Regions from separate parts of the Homo sapiens genome. Here region 1 is linked to region 2. A link is a loop called in an ENCODE intact Hi-C map of the cell type or tissue named here. Cell type or tissue: HepG2. All regions are shown on one strand. Links, peaks and the distances in the headings refer to the core of each region. The heading gives the core; the rest is flanking DNA. Region 1 has its middle 330 kb from the start of ADAMTSL1. Region 2 has its middle 230 kb from the start of SH3GL2.

What was found. A loop is a pair of places that touch in the nucleus more often than their neighbours do. Peaks named below come from ENCODE experiments on the same cell type or tissue, not always from the same donor. Only the 100,000 strongest peaks of a DNase experiment are listed, where the experiment ranks them.
Region 1: a loop joins it to region 2, with 5 times the contacts of the local background. A loop is called at or near these places in 17 of 110 quality-filtered maps.

What each region holds. Positions count from the first base shown.
Region 1 is chr9:18,138,588-18,150,039 of GRCh38, forward strand. It overlaps a transcript of ADAMTSL1 not described here. Among named protein-coding and RNA genes, the nearest start is that of ADAMTSL1, 330 kb to the right of the region's middle. In HepG2, for the core only: a CTCF peak has its summit at 4,570; no DNase peak of the experiment used is centred there.
Region 2 is chr9:17,805,263-17,816,714 of GRCh38, forward strand. No RefSeq gene overlaps it. Among named protein-coding and RNA genes, the nearest start is that of SH3GL2, 230 kb to the left of the region's middle. In HepG2, for the core only: a CTCF peak has its summit at 5,934 (motif pointing right); a DNase peak (open chromatin) is centred at 5,919.

The DNA of each region.
Region 1 (11,452 bases), core at 2,698-6,697, 330 kb after region 2:
TGGAACACTGACTTTGAAAACACGTTTTCGTAGTGTGACTGTTCTAAATTTACCTTGATGATAAAGGAAACACTATAGAGACACAGTAAGCGAGTTCTAGGAGTCCCAGAGATCAAAAGGAAAAAAAGGAGGGTGAGGTTATGCTTTCTGCAGCATCCTCACGAACTCCTGCTGGAGCACCAGCATTCCAGTGAGATTATTTAGCTTCAAGTAGATCTTGTCTCGGGTGGTTGAAATGTCAAGACCAAGATCTAACGCTCTGCCTCAAGTGGATTGCACCATAGCCATAAGCCTCTTGCATGCCCTCATGAGTTTAAAGAGTGCATAGTTGACTGTGTGTATGAGTGTGAATATGTGTGTGTATGAGGAAGACTGATAATCTGGAGACGTGGATTTTACTTGTGTCTGCCACTAAGGAACCTTGCAGGAGATTACCTCACCTGTTTTAATTTCATTTCTCTTGCCTAGATGATAAAGGGTAGAATGAGATGCTCTCTTAAGATGTCTTCCTGTAACATCTTATGGTTTTTTGACTGATTGACTGATTGATTCAGCAAACCTTGAACCTTATGGAATTGTGATTCTAAATGCAGTGTTGAAATGGCAATCTTTCGTCAATGTAGTTTCTGTGTTCTGTATTCATGAGGCATATGTTGTTCCCTAAGTCAGTGTTAGATTTCCTCCTTTCACTCCCAAGGCAGAGGAGGGCACATGGCAGCATATTTACCTGATTCTACAAGGTCTCCTACACCTTGAAGTAGAACCGATGACATTACTTGTCAGCAGATTTAACAGCAACAAGAGTGTCTTCATTTGTGATGAATGAAAGCTTCCCAAAGTGGGTGAGAGAGAACAGAGTCAAAGGAAGGGGTGCCAACTTCCTTCTTTTGCATTCCACCTTCTGTTAACCATCCTATTCTGATAACCCCTGAGAAAATCCACAGAAGAGTTTTAATACCTCTAGATGGGAATCCTTCCAAGGAAGTGAGTTCCATCCAACTTTTAGGTATCCAAGAAATCATGAATTAATAGCTACTGAATATATGCCATGCTACATATACAAAATAACCCATATAGCTATCCTATGTGACTGCTATGTAGGTTATATTTTAACCTTATAAACTGCAGAAGTAAGACAAGATATAGACATGAGATCACAATTTTTTTCCCACTCATATTGGTCCACTTAAGCTTGAATTTTGAATTTTACATTAGAAAATTTCAAATATATATCTTGTGGTTCATCCCCTAAATTAAAATATGATTCCTCTTTGTTGGTTTCTTATGATTTCAGCCAGTCACCAAAGCTCATATCCTCCTCTGTCTCCAGAGACTGATGAAATTTTTAGGTTCTGGAAATTTAGAGGATGCTAATGATCTCGTATTCAAATAAGTCAAATAAAAATTTGCAATGTATTGAGCCAGGCATTGTAATTGAGAGAAATACCTAAGTGGCATGTATTCATTTATGTACCAACTATTTGCTAGGTGTATTCTGTGTGTAAATCACTGCACTGGGGATGCAAAGCTAAGCAAACCCTAGCCTACTCTTAAAGAATTTAACCCATAATAGGGAAGTTAGACTTGACAAAAATTACCTAAATACAAAGTAAAAGAAGCCATTGAAGTGGGAAAACGTTTCTAAGATGTTAGAAAAGGCTCTTTTTCTTTATCCTCTTTGCTGATGGCCCCCAAGACCACCCTCAGTTTCAGTGATTTGCCGAGACTCAGGACTCAGCATGTAGTCATACTCATGGCTATGATACAAAGTAAGATCAGCAAAGGGAAAAGGTGTATGGGGCAAAGTCCAGCAGAGACCAGGAGCAAGCATCCAAGAGTCCTGTCTCCCAATGGAGTCAGTACTGAATGAGCTGACTTTCTCCAGCAACAAGTTGGACACACATGTGTGAAATGTTGCCTACCAGGGAAGTCTATCAGAGACTCAACACTAGAAGATTTTTACTGGGGGCTAGTCATATAGGTGTCCTCTCCCTAGCACATACCAAAATTCTAGACTCCCAGAAGGAAAGGAGGTGTTCCATATAAATCACATTGTTTGTGCAACAACTGAGGCAGTGAGCCATTCATCATCAGTTCTGAGAATGGTGGGAGCATGCCTGAAATCCAACTTTCCAGAAGCCAACCAAGGACCAACCTAGTGAGCAGGCCTTTCAAAGGATAGCAGTCTCTGGCCTGGTATGTTAACTGTTTTCTGCACACCATCAAAAAATTATCATGGAAAGCAGTAATGGAAATAAAGATCCCAGAATAGTTAATGTGACAGAGCTGTCCAAAATTAGGCTACTTGGAAAACAATGAGAGGGAGGCAAAATTTCATGTAGCCATTTCATTCATCCTTTCATTTTTGTGGCCACCAAGTATTTGGTGAGCTCTGAAAAGAGAGTGAGCACCAGAATGGTTTCTTATTTATATGAATGTATCATGTGACCCAACACCCTGGAATCAGAATGATAGTTTACTTGGAAATTCTCACATTTTTATTGAGTGACTGATGCCAAGCCCTGGGCTCGAAGCTAGTAGTGTGAAGAGGTCAGAGCAGATTCCTGCCCTCACAGGGCTCACAGGTGGACACGGTTTACCTTCTCAACCAACCCCCACCCCATGCTCAATAGTGCTGAGCTCAGTGAGAAGGGGAGGAGAGTGGAAGAGCAGTTGAAGGAGGTTTGGGTTCCTCATCATGGACAGAAGAACATGTTAAGGCAGCAGTGCCTTAACAGCCCAGGGAACTATAGGCTGGGAAAGAGGCTCTAAGAAAACAGCTCTGGACACCAGCAACATGCTGTGCTGTCCCCAGAACACCAGGCCAGCTTTTCTAGAACACAGAGTCACAGGGCCTCGATTCAAGATTCTGAGGTTAAAGCAGTTGAAACAAACACAAGGCTCATAGTTGGAGAAATGAGAGCCCCCTCACTCCAGTTCAAGTAACCAGCTAGAGGCAGCACAGAGGTGTCTAGCACCCTACCTGCACAGCCTGGTGGTGGCCAGCACTTCTTCCAAGTAGCCTTCCATCACAAGGTTGGTGGCCTGCTCTTTGTGGCAGCCCCTCTCTCACTGGACTACAGAAGTACTTCTTGACCATTCGATTATTGGGATTAATGGTATATTCCTCACAGCATCTCCTGTGAGCATCTGACAGCATCTCCTGCACATCACATACTCCTGTAGATCTTGTCACTGACTCTTTCACCAACAGGCGTTACTGAGAAAGGAGGTACTGTGGTATTTCAAACTCAGGAAATTGACCAGATTCTACCTCCTCACAAACCACTGTGCAGCTGTGGTCAAGTGACTTCACTTTTCTAAGTCTACATCTTCTCACTGAGACACAAGGATAGCAGTACTTCCCAGGGCTGTGGCCAGGTTCAGTGAAACTTTACATCTGTATCACCTGGGATGGCCCAATATGTAGTAGGCAAACTCAGTAAGTGAGAGTTCTTGTCCTTTTTCCCTGCAGGAGCTTGCCTTGGATGTTAGAGAACACTGAGGAATGTTCCAATAGCTTTAGAAACAAGAGCTCTAGCAGTCCCCTGACCTCTTCCCCTTCTTTTTCTCCTGCCTGCGGTATCTTCTACCATCAAGTTACAGAATGAGTCTGGAGAGAACAGCTGCTTCTGTTGTTCCATGCTCCACACACAGAGCTCACCAAATACATTAGAATATCTGAGGTCAAGCAGCACCCATATTCCTTTCCCTCACTTGCTATTTCTTCAAGGTTCTTGCTGTCTTTGTCTGTGCTAACAAAGGACAAAGAAAAAGTCAGTGGAATAGGGAACAATGAAATTAAGACCGGCTCTTCTTTTCATAATATGCGTTCTTTAAAACCTTAGAAATCTCTTTTGCATCTAACTCCTGTTCTCCCTCCTTTGATCTCCATGGAGGGCACCCCCTCACCTAATTCTGTCCCTCAGGTTTTACAGTGGGGACTTGGAAAAGTATTTGGAGACTTGGAACAACTTATGAAGCAGGTGCAGCTGAGAAAACTGAGGCAGAGATAAATATATCTCTTGCCACAGTTCCACATCTAGCAAGAGGCAGATTTTTAACACGGAAGTCAGAGAATCTATGCATTTATCTATCACAGTATGCTGGCTCTCTAAAAAGGAGAGTGGCCTTTGACAAGAGATGACAACAGGGTTGCATCACAAAGCTATTGTCTTAACAAGTGACCCAGGCCATATGTATGTGCCATAGTGCCAAAGAGTGGTAAAATCTTCCGAACTTTAGAATGAGGCAGGGATAGAGTTCAAATCCTGGTTTAGCTAGTTTCTACCCTAAACTTTCTGAGAATTTGTTTTCTAGTCTATCACACCGGGGGGTAATGCTTACTTTTGGTATGGTTTTGAAGATGAACTAGTGTACATGAAACACTAGTCTGGGTTTTGGAATCCAGTAGGGACTCAGTAAATACTGGGTGCAATGAGGATGATGCAGGTCTGTCGATGGCAGTTTCACTCCAATGCTAACAGGGCAGCATTGAGCCTGGACAAAGTGGAATTTGTTGGAGTTAAACAAGCTTGTAATCAGAAGGCTTAACCACCTTCTACTCTCTGCTGCCATCTAGGAAAGTGGAGCTGGAGCCAGAGGACACACTCATTTTAAGACTCTGGATTGGCATGTTCCCCTTAAGGGGTATGCTCTGAGGAACCCCATGGAGCCTCTGGACCAAGTTCCCTTCTCCTTCATTTAGCAATTACACATGGGCTCTGGTCAATTGGTTCTAATTGAAGGATTTTAAAAAGTGGGTTTGCAGCTTCTCTCCATCCCAAGTACATCTTCCTTTCCCACAGTCAGTAACTTCCACTTCACTCTATTTTTTATGGCAGTTGGGGGTAAGGGCTGTGGAGCAGGACAATGTTGCTTAGCAGCGAATATCAGAGCTGCCGTGTGCTTTTGTGTTTTTTTTAAAGCCGGGTTTTTTGTCACTCTGTCTGATGGAATCATATTGGCATCCTCCCTTGTCAGAACCCCATGGGTCAAGTGTAGGCGTGTGCATGCTTTATAGATGGGTCCCCATTCCTGCCTGGTGCCTGCTCAAGATGATGGTTGCTGCTGGTTTTGTTTAACAGACACTTCATTCTGCAAATTCTCAAGTGCAAATCACCTTTTGTTTCTTTTATCCCTGGCAATAATGAAGGGCTGAACTGGAGCTTAAATAATTCTTTCAATGAATACATTAAACAGACTCTTTCATTATAGATGTTAGAGGAATGAAAATAATTTGCACAAAGCCACATTTCCTTCACAGAGTTTTAAAAGAAGTGAGGGAACTGCCATTGAGGGAACAATTAATTTTGTTTCTGTAGGAAAATGGGGAGGGGGCAGATAAAATATGTTTTAAGACTTTCCAAAAGATTTCTGGTGGGAACGTTTAACAACTGAGTAAAACGTTGCCTCAGGAAAGATAGTGCTATTTGGAGCTGTGTTTTTGTGGCAGTTTCTTACTATCTTCAGAACACATGAAGAATGGAACTCTCTCCTGATTTTGAGAGTTAAAACTTACTACAAGGACAAGTAATTTTGAAAGTGATGTTTCTATTAAGGCTATGGGATACACTTTGCATGTCCTAATAGTATATACATCTTTTTCTTTCTTTCTTTCTTTCTTTCTTTCTTTTTTTGAGACCGAGTGTCCCTCTTGCTCAGGCTGGAGTGCAGTGGCGCGATCTTGGCTTACTGCAACCTCTGCCTCCTGGTTCAAGCGATTACTCTGCCTCAGCTTCCTGGGTAGCTGGGATTACAGATGCCCACCATCAAACCTGGCTAATTTTTGTATTTTTAGTAGAGACAGGGTTTCACCTTGTTGGCCAGGCTGGTCTCGAGCTCCTGACCTCAGGTGATCCTCCCTCCTCGCCCTTCCAAAGTGCTGGGATTACAGGCACGAGCCACCACACCTGGCCCTAATAGTGTATATCTCTTTATGGCTAAACTTACACATATGTAAAATTGGCTATTTAAATTTTCCTCCTATTTCAGTGCCCCTTACATTCTTCCTACCATTTTCCTATTCCCCAGGTCTTCCCCATTATTTACTTTCTATTTTGGTTGGATTAAAACGAATTTTTGCAAAGATACTAGCTTTTTAGAAGCAGAGAATTTTAAAACTTTATGTTAAATGAGATAATTAAGACTTGTAGGAATGACAGAGTGGCCCAAAGTCACCCAGCTCAGAGGGGTCCATGTACTCCAGTAGCTTTCATTCAGGTGAGTACTCCTGCCAAGATACCTGGCCGAGGATAACACTCTGTTTCTAAACAGTGGGACTATGATGGAGTTACAGCAAAATGAACTCTGTCTCAGCATGATAAAGATATTTTCCTTCAGATCTTTGGAGCTGTCAGGTCAGCAGGCTGCCTCATAAAGATGCAAATGCATAGATAATAGAAGTGTCCAAACAGAGATTGTGGGAGCTGCTGTGAGAGCTGGAGTGAGGAGATGGCCTCATTCTAGTTAAGGGTCTACAACAATGATATCAATGTTATTTAGGTATAACCTGATCATTCTGACAGCTAAAGAGGTGAAACAACTCTTAGTGGCATTTATATGTTAAAAGTAGACTGTTGAGGATAGAAAACTTTAAAAGCTCAAAGAAAGAGACCATAAAGGTATATTAGTAACAAAAGAGTTGAGCGTTCTTAAGCAATACCCCATAGGTATTCAATGTTATGCACAATTGCTGTGACCATTTGTTTTCGGTTCTTTGAGGACCATGCAGGAGCTTATTTGGTAACTATTTGACAGGTTCTACATGTGCTGATCCTCAGTTTCTTGCGTTCTAAGTGACTCACATTAATAACTCCTAGTGCTTTACAAACTTGAGGGAATGTTAATCATCATGTTAGTTTTATTAATCCATTAATAACTGCATATAACCTACAATGATCCTTTCACTCTACCAATTTTAAAATTGCATGATTATGGTGCTGGAAAAATTGGATATTCGAAACATGCAACAAAATGAACCCAGACACAGACCTCATATCTTTCATAAACATTAGCTCAAAAGTGGATTATAGACCTAAGTGTAAAATGCAAACCTATGAAATTCCTTGACTATAATATATGAGAAAACCTTGAGTTTGGTGATGAGTTTTAGATGTTAATATAATACCAAAAGCATGATCCATGAAAGAAAATTTATAAGCTAAACATTATCTAATTAAAATCTTTTTCTCTGTGAAAGACAGTTACAAGAATAAAAAGACAAGCCCATAGAATGGGAGAAAATGTTTGCAGACTAAATATCTCATAAATGACTTGTGTTTAAGATAAACAAAGAGCTCTTAAAACTCAACAATAAGAAAACAAACAGGCAAAAACTTGAATAGACACTGCATCAAAGAGAATACACAGATGGAAAAATAACCATATGAACAGATGTTCAACATAATCTATCACTAGGAAAATGCAAATTAAAACCAAGGAGATACTACACACCTATTAGAATGACTAAAATCCAAAAACTAGTCAATATTAATTGTTGAGAAGGATACAAAGCAACACATTCTCATTCATTGCTAGTGGGAATCAAAAATACACCAGGTTTGAAAGATTGTTTGGCAGTTTCTTAGAAAGCTCAAAATAGTCTTACCATATTTACATACCATAGTTACTGTATGATCCAGCAATCACATTTTTAGGTATTTACTCAACCAATTTGAAAATTTATGTCCACACAAAAACCTGCAGTCAGATATTTATGGCAGCTTTATTTATAGTGATCAAAAATCGCAAGAAACCAAAATATCCTTCAATAGGTGAATGAAATACTATTCAGCAATAAAGAGGTATGAGCTATCAAGCCATGCAAAGGTATTGATGAATCTGAAATACATATTGCCGAGAAAAAGAAGCTAGCCTGAAAAAGCTACATAGTATATGATTCTGATTTTATGACATTTTGGGAAAGGCAAAACTGGATAGATCAATAGTTGCTAGAGGTTTTGAGGGAGGGAACAGGGTTGAATAGGTAAAACACAGGGGACTTTTTAGAGTGGTGAAATTATTATGTATAATATGGTAATGGCAGATACATTACACTAAGCAACACTTTTTTGTTAACACAGGCTATCTGCAAGGCATATGCTCAAACAATATTTGGTGAACATGCGGTCTTCAGTGAATGTGGTAGTGTGCCCTTATAAAGAACACACAGGATTCAAGGGTTTAGGAGATTTTCATTTATAGTCTGTATATACTTCTGTATTATTGAAAAATATTACAAGAATGCATTTAAATATTATACATGTTAAAGCATGAAATTTATTGTGTAGAATTTTATGGTGATTTAGTGCATTGCAAAGCAAATTCATTCTGTCCCACATTTCTAAGTGGCTAACACCTTTCTATTTCTCTTTCTCCTTTTAGACTCTATCTCTTTGAAGGCATGGATCTTACCATTGAATTACTTACAGGTTTTAGCATAGTTGTTTAAATATATTTAGGCACTCAAGAATATTTAATATAATAGTATTCCTTAATTTCTAAGAAAACACAGTCCCGTATTCAAATTCCAATTCTACCATTGGTCAGGGTACGTAACCTCTGAAACTTAGTTTGACCAAGTATAAAATATAAATAATAATACTGAATTCATTTTGCTGATTTGTGAGGATTTGATTCTAGCTATAGAAAACCTAGACTAATTTTTGATATAAGTTAGGAATGTAATAAATGGTTTTAAAGAAAGTGATGGCTATAGATGGATAGAAATAGTATAATATTTTAGTTAATCAGGAAAAAAGGTGGCTTAGCAACCAGAATAAGAAAGACGTTGGTAGGTGGTATGGGGACAAGATGGGAATGGCTCACCACTTAGCACCTATTGGACACAGTCTTGGTTTCCATCAGCTCATTCACTGCTTGGAACCAACTTGCAGCATCTATTTGCATTATTGCAGAATGGGTATAATTTGGGGGTATTCCCTCTTCCTATCTGCTCTTTACACTGGTAAGGCTACCCAAGAAGCAGATGTGCTTGATTTCTTATAAGTCTCATTTTCACTGCCATCAACTAAGCAGAATAGGACTTTCCATAGAGTCTTGCACACAGAATGGAGGCTCAATTGTTATTTTTTGGCTGACCTATTCTTTTGTTCCAAAAGACCAAAGCAACTGTAGAAACTGTTATCTAGAGGCTGTTCCATTCCATTGATTGAGCTTCAGGGTTCCACATAAGTAGGCATGAAAATGAACATAGGTGGTTTACAGTTCAGAGCACATCATTATATTTTGCAAGAACAGTGTATTCCACTATTCTCTACAGTTGCACAGCATGAAGCTTTTATCTCCATATTGGAGATACCAGCTTCTCTTTGGCATTTTAGGAAGTTTTTACCTGCCATTATCTCTTCTACTAGACTGTAAGACCATGGAAAAAAGAGACCATATTTATTTTTGTGTTCAACACCTCCAGCACCTGACACAGCTCTTATAATGTAGTAGAAGCTACATAAATATTTGTTGAAATGACCAAATCTGCTTCATCGATGTAAAGAATATTTTAAAACCCTAGAAACATAGTAATGTGTCTACAACAAAAACCTGACAAACTTTTAGATTTTAAAAAATAGAGTTTTGGTAGAGAAGGGAGTGGGCTTTTTGGAACTGAAGGGAAAAAAGCTCACATTTTTTCATGTCTACATAGTATAAACAAATGGAACATCCTATTTTCAGTTTGAGTTTGAAAAAGAATGTTTGTTTAACATTCAGTCACCTACACTTCAGTGACAGCCAAAAAAAAAAAAACATGGATGATTAACAGGGTAGAGGAATTTATTTGGTAACTATAAAACAGAAATGTCTCTTAAAAAGTCAAGATCAGATACTAAAGTCAAGTCAAATGGGAATCGGCACAACTATAATTAAAATTTGCAACCTCTATGAAGAGTGAGTAAAATGTTAGAAGCATCCATGAATTCTAGAAAGGACAAGAACGAGCAAATTACAAAGTTCTACAGAAACTTACCTATAATAAATAAAGAATTTTTTATTTTATTTTTCCACTTCTCCCAGGATATTGATAACAGTTGATGATTAGGTTCCAGGTAATGAAGCTATAAAAATTAATAAGCAGGACCTTCAAATGACTCATTAGCTAATCCTTCATTATCCATTTTTTAATGGGTGACACATTTAACACATTTGGTAATATACTCAGGGGCACATTTAAACAAAAAGAGTTTGGTGAAGCAATTTGAAAAACATGTAAATATTTTTATTAGTGTTAAATTTGCCTAGATTCTAGTTGATTAAATATAAGATAGGCTCTAAGTCTATATGTAATACATGTTTACACTTTAGACCCTTTCCTTATCTATTCCCACTTTAGTGTTTTTGTTTTAACCTCTAAAAGGAAAAATCTTCTAGACTTATCTCACTAAAATTTTGTTTTATGATTATTTGCCAGCAGGTTCTCCAATAGAAAGTGTTTATGGAGAACTGGGAATTTTTAAGTGGCTTATGCTGTAGAGGAATAGATGATTGATTCCCCAAACTTTGGAGAGTAGCTCCTCTGAGCCAGGATACTCTGCTAGGGCTAGAAACTGGGAGATGAACCAGACCCTTCTTAGTGAGCTCGTCATCGGGCAAGGAGTCAGACTTACCGAGATAATGTTGAGTAAATATAAACCTATAGAGTTATAGGTGGGCACGCAAGTCAGATGGAACTGAAAATGTAAAGCCATAGAGGAGCAGATGATCATGGTGGGTTCAGAAGGCCAGAAGCCATCCAATGTTGCTAAAGCATTAAGAGCAAAGAAGAAAAAATGGTTGGAGACGAGTCTATAGGGATAAATGGAGACCCAACAGAAAAGGCTTTGGGGGCCTTTAAAAGGAGGTTAAGTTTACAATCTAGATAATTGTAGAAAAGTGGTACAATTTAGTACCACTTGCTACTGCAGTGGTTTCTGGAGCACAACATCACATCACCAGGGAGTGTGTTAGAAAAGCATCATCTCAGGCCCTAACCCAGACCTCCTGAGTGAGAACTGATAATATAATGAGATTCCCCATTGACATATGTACATCAAAATCTGAGAAACACTGCATGTAGAAGTGAAGAGTTGACACATGTCACGCCAGAGAGATGTGATTGGCACTGTTTTTTAGAAAGCTCACTCAAGCAACAATGTGTTGGACTGAAGAAAGGATAAGATTAGAAACAGAGAGACTATCAAGAAGAATGCTATAGTTGTCCAGGAGAGGGCTGACCAAACCTGCAGATGGAGCAGTCAAGTAGAAAAGATATTCAGGAGGCAGCAGGGCTAGGATATAGCAATTAATTTAATGTAGAGGGAAAAGAAAAGACAGATTATAGGCAGACTTACAGTTTCTGGCTTGGATTACCTGGGAGGATGTGGTACCAGTATGGACAGAGTTTGTAGAAGCAAGAACACATTTGGAAAGGCTGGACAAGAAATAAATTCAATTTGAA
Region 2 (11,452 bases), core at 3,518-7,517:
TGAGATGGGAGGATCATCTGAGCCCAGGAGGTTGAGGCTACAGTGAGCCGTGATTGCACCATACCCTGTGAGGCTTAGGAATGGGTATAGAGCTTACCTGTCCTACATATTACAGTAGTGAAAATCTTGGTTGTAATTGACAATAACCTAACACACACTAAAACAAGGACAAAAAAGGAATGAGTTGGTTCATGTAATAGGTAAACTCAAGAATGGAACTCACTTTGGGCAAGACTGGATCTAGGGCCTCAAGCAATGTCTTTAGAGCTTGCCTCCCTCTTTTTTTTCTTCTGTTTTTATATCTCAGCTGTGCTTATTCCCATTCCTCTTGATGTGTTGGTTTAATTCTCTCCTGCCATAGACAACTGTTTGCGCATCATGGGGAAGATGATTGCTGATAGATGTGAGTCTTCATACATAAAGGTAGAAGGTGCCCTTTCTTTTTAATATCCAAATGGGAAAATTGCATGGAAGAAGCCTGATTAGCCCTGCTTGGATCTGTGTCCAACCTTGGACAAGTCACAATGGTCCAAGCACTGTGGTGAGGTGGATAGGGCCCCATAGTAGTCCCAGTGTTGGTCATCGCCCCTCCTTGTGGAGGAGAAGGGCCAAGGCTTTAGGATGGAATCAAAGCAGCTCCCAAATCAAAGTGAAATACTGGACAAACACAAATCAATTGATGTCCACGCTGTTCCTTATATCCATTCTTAGGCTGTCTTAATTGATCTCTTTACCTTTCCCCTCCAGTCTAGGTCCCAACTGGTTCCTGGCTCTTGGTTTTATTTATGTTTTATAATCTCATCTACCCTTAGACTTAATGTTTATATTTGATTCCCTTGCTGAACCTCAAGGATTGTGGCTCAGATGTGCTGTACTATTTCTGCTTTCGACAACTACCTTGAGTAGGATTTCTTTCTGTGGCCAGCCCTAAAGACCTAACTTTTAGCACAAGTTTCATCTTTCCAATCCCCTTGAGATCCTCAGAAACAGAGATCTTGTGTGACATCAGAGTTGTAGTGGATTTAGGGTTCATGTGGCTGATAGCAAGTAGTAAGTCTTCAGTTAACATAAATGCATTGGCAGGAATGAGGGGTGGGATTTCAAGAACATGGAGGTAGAAGGAGAAATATTAAGGTAGGAGGTAGGACCTGAGGACTAACAATGTATCATAATGAGAGCATTGTTGTAGTCACATCTTGGGAAAACTGTGGGGCTTTGAGGTTAAAGGGGAATAGATCACTCCATGGTCAATGAGAAACCTTGGGAATCAGTGACTTCCTTTTATTTGGGAGAGGGTTGATATGACTTTTAAGACTCCATTCATTTGTTTCCTTTCCATATTTTTTTCTTGCAATTTGTTGAATATACAAGATCATTCATTCCATAGAGTTTCCTGCAGTCTGGATTTTGCTTATTGTATCCCTGTGGTGGTATTTTACTTGTTCCTAATATCGTTTTCGTTTCCAGTGATTTGGTACGTAGATCTAGGGAAGTGCCTTGAGTTTTTACCAAGACTACCTCTTAACTAGTGTGTGCTTCCATCAGGAGGTATTTAATCTTTGATAATTTATCTTTTTGTGATTTTGGCAGCTGGGGATGGTCATTCCTTAGATGCATTAATTCATTAGAAGTTGCAAAGTTGTGACATTCTATCATTTCTTTATTTGCCAGAATACTTCTATAAAGAAACTTTCATCATCTACTTTTTTTCGGCATTATAGTCTATAGAGGAAAGATAGAATAAAATCTTGATTTTTTTATTCTGGTTTTGTTTTCAAAATAGTTAACTGACTACCATCTCCAGTGGTGACCAATAAATATTTTTAAAGTATTATGAATTCGTGGATCTAAACATATCTAGTATGCTTTTAATCCATTGGAGTTATCCTTTGATACTCAAATTGTCCCTGCTTTGGCCAGTGTGAATCCATTCAAGTTGAATTCCAAGTACTTTGAATACAACCCTAGGTGTCACTCCAAACTTCCTTGCTTTCTGGTGAGGTGAGAAATACCAGGCTCCTCTGGTAGATTTCTTACCCCAGAACTGGAATTGGCCATTTCTTCAAGGAGTCTTGTTTCTGTTGAGTAGGAGGTAGAATTTAAAGACCACAGCCTAGGTGCTAGGGTGTTATTTTATTTTCGGAATGAGCAAGAACGAGAAGTTATTCAGCTACAATTAACATAAGTAATATGTAAGCGATGACTGGTACTAATTCCATGAAAAGGCCCTACAGATTTTCAGAAAAATTGCAAGGTGTGTTTAAGTACTTTTATGACGTGCCCCCTCCCCTATTATCTTTGGAAGGTCCTTGGGGGCTTCTCAAACACACAGGCTGTTCCTCTTCAGAGGAGCTGACACTGAGGTCTACTGATGGGCCTATGAAACTGCCGATCATGTGAGATATGCTAAGTGAACAGAGAAATCAAACTGTGCTTTCAAATATAAGCCTAAAATTGGAATCACTGGGCCAGATGCTTCAAATTTGAGGCACTGATTTGTGTGAGCAAGCTGTTTCTCACATGGGCAGCCCTATGTAATAGGCCTCAGGAGGGCTAGCAGCAAGGATCTATTTATTTAACGAAGGTTAAACATTCACCCAAGCAGTGTGGGATGCCAGCTGGTGGGGAAGCTATCACAGAGGCTGAAAGGCTGTATCATCCAATCTGTGTGTTCTTTGTGCAGGTGAACTCTGCAGAAAGCTAAATTTGAGTCTGTGTGCTTACAGCCAGTTGTTAATTGTAATGTTCAGTTTCACCATGCACTGATAGCCAGATGCAATGTTTTCTGCCATGGGGCCATTCCTACCAGGAGGTCTGGAATGCACCTTTCCACTAGTCAAACTCCCCCTTCCCTGGACATTGCTGGAGGCTGTTCAAGTTGTATAAAGAGCAAGACTCCTCTTTATAAATGACTTAACTCCACCACCTCCCCCTTTTCTCTTAAAAATATGGCATTTTATGCATTTTATGATGCAGGTCTGCTACATGGTCTGGGTCTTTAGCTGGGGGAATTTTTGCTTGCCTTGTACCCAGCATTTGTTTAAATGCATGAAGACATGAGTGGCCCTTGTCCACACATCTGAAGAAGTTTGCTGACTTTGCTTTCCAAAATTGATTCACTTTATTCTTCCCACCTGAAGATAAGCAGTGGCATCTCCAGAAAGAACATCTGACACACAGAGATGATTGGCTTTTGGGTGAGAACATCAAATTACAGTTGCATATTTGGGTCTTATGAATATGGAGCCACCAAATCCAGCTGATAGTCAGAAACTGAGATAGTATGATGTATCATTTTCTGGCTCATGTTCAATGCAAATCTTAAGTGGTGACAATACCATGTTTCAAAGTCCCTCTTACTAGTACAAGCATGAGAAAATATATCCATATGATGTTTTTATTAAGGAGTTTGGTTATAAGATTTTATCTCTGGGGGAACACAAAACTTTGACCTTCACCTCACCTTCTTCTTTTACCTTTTCTTTTATGGGGGGAGAGGGAGCATATTTGGGTCCAAAAAATGACACAGATAGGCCACCATAAGTATGAATATAATGATTTTCTGCATATGAGGAGGAGGCTGGAGGTGGAGGGGGAAGGGGAATTCTAACCTGTATTGTGGACTCAGTGGCAGTACCCTGGGAGATGCTGGGTTGTGTATATGATAAATCCTGTGATAGTTGCTCCCAGGCCTATGGGCTCCCAGTATCTCCAAAGCAGATGGGCCCTGTAGACTGAAAGAGTGAGCATCTCTGTGGTAATCACTGTGGTTAACAACTGGAGTGCTCATCCAGATGTTTTGATGGTATGCTATGACCCTTCGTAGGAGAACCCCAGTATTGAGTGGGATCGAATTTTCCACCCAAGAGTTGGAATTAAGTGGCTTTGGAAAGAACTGTGATCTGAATTTGTTTGCAAGGCTTGTGCCTACAACTCCCTCCTGAAACCTCAGGGATCTTATGTCATCAATTATCACCTGTCTCCCCTCTCTCTGACCCACTTCCTCTGCTGGTTTTCCTCTTCAATATGTAAATACATTCAAATGTCCCACATCTTGAAATGATACCTTCACCATGCGTTCCCTAACTGTCCCTCAATCTTTCTCCTCCCTTGCATAGCCATCTTCTTGAACGAAGCATCTACTGCTCATATCCATTTCATCTCTCCAACTTAACTGGCTTCTGCTTCTGTACTCAGCAGTCCACAGAACTGTCCTGGTTAAAGGCACCAAAGTGTGGTTTCCTGACCCTGTTTCACTGAAGTGGGAAGTTTCCATCTGGAAACTTTGTTACTTTGCCATTGGAGACGCTTCATTCTTTGCTTTCTCCCTCTGCTGTTTTATAGTCTCTTGTCTCTGTGTAGCTTTCCTTTCTGTCTGTCTGTGGGTATTGGTCATTGTGAGGGCCTCTCTCCACACCCTTTTCTTGTCTCCTTCTCTGTATATATGTTCCCCAAAGAGTGACCAGGTCGACTTCCATAACTTCAATTACCATGTACACATTAATATGTTGAAAATCTTTCTCTTAAGTCCAGATTCTCTGATTTTCATATATGAAATTCAGCTTCTTTAAATTCAGTGTGTAAACAGAATTCATCATTTCCATTGTGTCCTAAATCTAATTCTCCTCCTCAATTGTGAATATCAAGAAGTGACCCATCTACCTACCTCATTATTTAAGCCCCAAACTTTGGATTCATTCTTGACTCCTCCCTTCATCTCATCTTCTAGTTCTCACACGAATGACCAAACTCTGTCCATTCAACTTTCTAATTATTTTTTAGATCTCTCCCTTTTGTTTTATTCTTAGGTCAGACCCTAATCTCTGCCTTTCTCCCCCATCCTCGCTTATACCATTATAGATATCCTACTTGGTCTTCTTCCCTCTTGTCTTGCTCTCTTTCAATTCATTCTCTGCTTGTTTTCAGCCTGATCTTTCGGAAATGCAAATTTCATTGTGTTACATCCTTGCTTAAACCTTGCACTGGTTCCTCACATCAGAGAATGTGAGCATATCAATGAGTATGCTTTAGCTAAAAATAACAGAATACATAACTGGGAGTGATTTAAGCCATAAGGGTTATTTTTTCTTTCATAACAACAAGGACAGAAATAGGTGGTCCCAGAGGTGGGTGGTTCAGCAGCTCTGTAATGTCACCAAGGACTGCCGGCCTCACAGTGTTAGTGATGCTGCCATTCATGTTCACCGGAAGGCTGCAACAGCAACAAGGATCACCTCTTTTCACGACAACTTTGACAGGCAGATTGACATGATGTGTCGTCTCCATGGGTGTCTCCTCTTTTATCATCAAAGAAATTCTATCTCAGCCATCCCTCTGGCAAATGTTCCCTTATATCTCATTGTCCAGAATTTGTTCACAGGGCTATTTCTAGCCATGAAAGCAGTCAGGAAAGTCAGTACCTGGCACATTCAGCCACCAACAGGAAGGCAGACCAGAGGGAAAAAGAAGTCAGGGGACGGTTGGTGAGTGGGCAACCAAAAGTAATTGTCACAACTTTCAATTCCTGAGGTTCTTTCTCACTTCCATGCCTCTCCATCTGTGGCCCCATTGCCTGGAACGTCACTGCCCATCTACACACCCCTCCGTTCACATGGCTCACTCCTACCCTTTTTCAGTCCTCAGCTCAGGCACTGCCCCACACCCCTGCATGCTGGACGAAATGCCCACCTGGTGTTCTAGATGGCATCATTTGTCCTACTCTACTGTAATTCCAAATTTCTCTTCCTCGTACTAGTCTTCAACCCCCTTGAAAACAGGGACTGAATCTTTCCCTCTTTTATAGCCACAGCTCATTTTCTTTGCAGGGACTAAAATATTTTTTAATAATCCCGTGAATGGATTTGAATATAAAGCGGCTTCCTCCGTGAATTTTTCCCCATGGTTTGTTAGCTATCAATAGCCAGTAGAGGGCGCTGTGACCTTTGGCTAGAATGCCCTTTAGCTGTAGTTTGATTCCTGTAGCATTAAGCTGGCTTTTATTTTTATTTTCTCCGAAAGAAGTTCTGATTTTTAGTTTTTTAATCAAAAGATTGAAATAATGCAATAGTTATTTTAGAAATTTGAGTTTTTTTCATCAAAAGATTGAAATCATGTATTAGTTATTTGAAGTTATACTTTGTATAATGTAATGTATCCGTGGAGTATTCTGAGGTCATTCAGAGTTATGGCAAACGTTCAGAATCCTCTGAAGTTTATTACTCAAATGATGTACTCTTTAAGTTCTCCTCCTTAGGCAGAGTGGCTGCAGCTGCTGAGTTCTTGAGAATAGCTGAAGTGGTCCGAAGAGCATCATCTGGTGTCTTAAAAATGTACGAATTTTTTCACTTGTTCAAACACTGTTTCATTTCCCCACTTTGTGGGAAATCACTTAGGCCAGGTTGGCCTAGGATGTTGTGTGGGCAAAAGTGGGTGTTATTTCAGGACTGGAGGGAGAATTGGTCTGGTTTAGGAAATAAGGACAGTGTATCATTCACTCATTCATTCAATCTTACATGCATTTGATAAACACTTGAGAAGCTGCTACCTGCATGGCATTATTCTAGGCACTGGGTCGCAACAGCTAAATGAAGCAGATTAAATCTTTCACTTCATGGAACTTACCTTCCAGGGAAGGAGACAAACAGTTAACTAAACACATGTATAATAAAATGCCAGGAAATCTGGAGACAAACAACCAAATAAACAAATGTATCATAAAACAACAGGAAAACTGTGGAAAAAAATAAGACACAGTAAGGGGTTAGAGGGATGGGGAGGGTGCTGTTTTAGGTATGTGCCATAGAGGAAAGAACGTTCCAGACAGAGGATTCAGCAAGAGCAAAGGCCCAAGGCAGGAGAGTGCCTGGCAAGTTTGAGAGATTCCAGAGAGGCCCCGGGAGCTGGAGCCAGGGGTGTGAGGGGCATGGTGGGAGACGAGATGGGAGAAGTAGGAGTGGATGACGAAGGGCTGGAGGGTCCCCTTAAAGACTGGGATTTTCTTCTCGATGTGATGGGAAGCCATGGGAAGACTTTGAGCAGGGGAGTGGCTTGATCTGATTTACTTCTTTAAAAGAATACCCTGCTGACTGTGAGAGGGGGTGGTCAGCAGTGAACGACTGGCCAGCTGGGAGGCCAGTGTGGGGGCCAGGCCAGAGGCACTGCTGGTTGGAACACAGTAGCAGTAGTGGAGTGGCACACAGTGGTCAGATTAGGCTGCATTGGAAAGATCTTAGAGTTGCCAAGATTTTCAGTGGATTATATAGTGTGTGTGAGAGAAAGAGAGTTGCCAAATCCAGAGTCTCCATTTTTTTCTTTTTCTTTTTTTCTGAGGATGCAATTTAAACAGAGGCCAAACCATTCATCCATCTTAAGCTCTTCTGCACCCTAACAGCAAACGTAGTAACAAACAACTATTGTTTATGTTGTCGTTAGCAATGAGGATCTCTGATTTCAGACAATAGGACTGCAGAATGGAGATGTCCTTCATTGCTCTTGATTGACAGCTATCTGTCAGTCAGGTCTGGATGATCTGCGGGCATTACACACACATGAGCGACCTGCCCATACCTTCAGTGTCCTCTGTTTTCTCTCATGCCCTGCTGCCTGCTTTTTTTTTATCTGGAACAGCAGCATTTCATTTTGTTAGCTGAAGCAAACCACCTTTTTAATGTTCATCTCTGTAACACAGAAAAGAACATGTTCTATCCTTTCTGATAAAGTGCAATGAAACCTCAGTGTGGCATTTGTTATTAGTGCAGGTTGGCCAAATCCCTTGATCAGGACTGATTATAATACTTTTGAGTCCTGTGCCTGTAATTCAGTGAGCTGCACCCAGTGGCGCCTGCAAAGAAAAAACAGGCTCGCCTCCCCCCGGCAATGGAGCCAGTAGGAAAAGAGCATAAGATCCAGTCATAGCCAGGCGCGGTGGCTCACGCCTGTAATCCCAGCACTTTGGGAAGCTGAGGTGGGTGGATCATGAGGTCAGGAGATCGAGACCAGCCTGGCCAACATAGTGAAACCCCGTCTCTGCTAAAAATACAAAAATTAGCTGGGCATGGTGGCATGTGCCTGTCATCCCAGCTATTCGGGAAGCTGAGGCAGGAGAATCGCTTGAATCCGGGAGGCGGAGGTTGCAGTGAGTCGAGATGGCACCACTGCACTCCAGCCTGGGCAACAGAGCGAGACTCCATCTAAAAATAAAAATTAAAAAATAATCTAGTTACTTCTTTTATCAAAAAGAACTCCCAATGTATAGACATGAACCTCATTAAAAATTATGCCCAATACTTTGGGAAGAATATTTGTGCAGCAATTCATAATGAAAAAGCCTGTCCTGGCCAGGCATGGTGGCTCACGTCTGTAATCCTAGAACTTTAGGAGGCTGAGGAAGGCAGATTTCCCGAGCTCAGGAGTTCAAGACCAGCCTGGGCAACACGGTGAAACCCCGTCTCTACTAAAAATACAAAAAATTAGCCGGGCGTGGTGGCATGCACCTGTAGTCCCAGCTACTTGGGAGGCTGAGGCAGGAAAATTGCTTGAACCTGGGAGGCAGAGGTTGCAGTGAGCCGAGATCATGCCACTGTACTCCAGCCTGGGTGACAGAGCGAGACACTGTCTCCAAAAGAAAAAAGAAAAAAAAAAGGAAAAGCTTGTCCTTCAGTGTTCCTGAGTCTCTCACCTTCTCTGCTGCTCCCTGCCTGTTTTGGGTCCCCTCCTCCTATCTTCCTTATTTCCACAAGAGCCTCCTAATTGCAGTCCCTGCACCCGCCACCTGTCTTACCCAGTCCTTCTTTTTTAGAAACTCCTGTTGTGATCTTTTGAAATCGTAGGTTTGATAACATCACTGTTCTTCTCCAAAATTTTGCCCCTATTGTGTACAGAATAAAGCCTGAACATTAAAGTCCTTCATCATCTGGGCCCAATTGCCTTTTAAATTTGCATCTTCTCCCATCCCATCTTTCAACCCTCTGTTCTATGGACAATATACACCCTCAGGATTCCTTTAGTACCAATGTGAATTCAAGGCTTTGCTCTTCTCTGTGCTGTTGCTTCTGTTTGGAATGCTCTTTCTTTTTTCCCTAGGAAACTCCTTACAGATCCTCCAATGCTCAGCTCAAAGCACCTCCTCTGTAAGATCTTATACCACTTCCCCATGTCATTTCCTCTCTATGAGGTCATAGCAGTTTCTAAAACTTCACATGCCATTATCCTAAGCAAATTAAGGCAGAACAGAAATAGATACTGTATTTTCCTACTTGTGAGTGGGAGCTAAATACTCGGTATGCAGGGACACAGAGATGGGAACAATAGGCACTGGGTATTCTGAAAAGGAAGAGGGAGGCAGGCAAGGGTTGAAGAACTACCTAATGGATACCTCATTTACTACTTGGGCAACAGCAACAGGATCATTAGAAGCCCAAACCTCAGCATCTTGCAATACACCCATGTAACAAACCTGCCTTTACCCTCTGAATCTAAAAACAAAACAAAATATCATGTGCGTCTATTATAGTGCAGAAGCTAATAACTAAAGCTGTTATTAAGGGATTTCTATGTGTCAGGGACTCCTTTAAGCTTTTTCTATGTATAATAATATGAATCTATGTCTTCCACTCGAGACTACTTGAGGATCAAGTTTTGCTTACATTCTGTAATGTTTCAGGGCTTAGTAATATACCAGAGGTATAATTCATGCTTATGCATTGTCCACTGAGTAAAGACCCAAAGATTTTGTTTTTGCCTTTGCTGGTTCTCAAGCACCTCCTGATGGTTGTTAGAATTCCCATAAGAATTCTGAGAAGACTTAAAAAAAAAGTCCTTTTTCACTAAGATGAAGTTTGGGGATGCCTCACTTTATAAACCATGGGCTATGCCTCAATTCACCACAGAGGATAAATCAAATTACCTCCTCTCCTATCAAGAGCACTTCTCATTTCTGACATTAATCGTAGATGTAACATGTTTTAGATAATAAGATGAAATGTAATTAATTTGCTCTACATGTTGTAAAGTTCTATTCACATATGTGCTAAATAAAGAACTCAGATTTGTCTTACCTTTCCCTTCTCCCTTGTGCAATTTAATGGTTTAGGAGTTCTGGTATAAAAATAAAGAGCAAGTGGAACATTTTCCCTTCACTCTGAAAAGTTTCAAGGGTCACTAGGAATTTCTATACACTCTGAATTAAGAAAACTACAAATATAAGAAACTGTATGGGTTCAGCTTTGTTCTGATGCTGCTTTGGACTCAGAAGGGTGGAACATCTGCAAACACCTGCTTGGTCCTATATCTGCAGGGGGAAGAGGCTAATCTAAATGCTACCATGGGAGCTCAGGGGTGTAAAAGAATGCTCTTTTCATGAGAGAAAGAGTGAAAAAAAATGTAGGCAGTTAGATGATTGATTGATAGATAAGTGTACAGTCAGACCCTTTGATACCTGGATTAAGACTCTTACACAATATCGGGGGGGAACCACAGTTAATGCCTGCTTCTGACTGAAGTCCTCTGAACAGGCAGAGACATCCTCCTGACAACCAGGATGGCATAATCTAGTTCAGGATCTGGGGAAAAGCTATTTTGAATGTAAAACTGGGTACAGGTGGTACCATTCCAGTGTCTTACGTGAAGATCCCAGGAAAGTTGGACCTAAGTTTTCCTCAAGAGGGCAGACTAAAATACAACCAGGGGCATATGCCGGTCCTGCAGCCTAATAAATAGCCCCAAAGACTGGTGTAAAAAGAAGGCTTTTCCATCAACTACAGAAGAGGAAAATAGTGGTGGACAAAAATCAGCAGCAGCTACCAAAGGAAGCTCCCAGTGGGCAAGCAAAAAAAAAAAAAAAAAAAAAAAAAAAGACATCTGTGGAGCCAGGAGCACTTCATTGACCACTTTGAGGAAAGTGAGACCTGACGTGGGATGAGAGAGGTGTCTAAGGGAAACCGGAGTTGGGTTTCTTATTTAAGGATTAAGGAAGCATAGGAAATGTGGAAAAGCACAAAACCACTAAAAAACTTCTCCATGAGTGTGTGCTGCCCAGCCATTTTGCCTAGATTGGTCATACTGACTGATCTGGGGTGGGGTGTGTGTGTGTGTGTGTGTGTGTGTGTGTGTGTGTGTGTGTGTGTGTGTGCGCGCGCGCACGCACGTATACATTGGGAGACGGTATTACGGTATAGCAGAAGCATTTTCTTTATGGTGGTTGCTGTGTTGTACTATGGTTTGTTGTTTGGTGTTTCTCTCTCTTGCCAGATTGTGAACTAGGTGGGAGAAAGCAGCATGCATCATTCCTTGTTGTACTGCTAGAACCTAACTCAGAACGTGGACTGCTGATTTATCCATAAATCTTGGTGAATGAACTAATTTATGAATGAATCAGTGGATAAATGGATCAAGCTGTGGTTTGGCTTTCTTTCACTGAAGGCTGACTCCATATGCTTCCATATGCTGCTTTCTA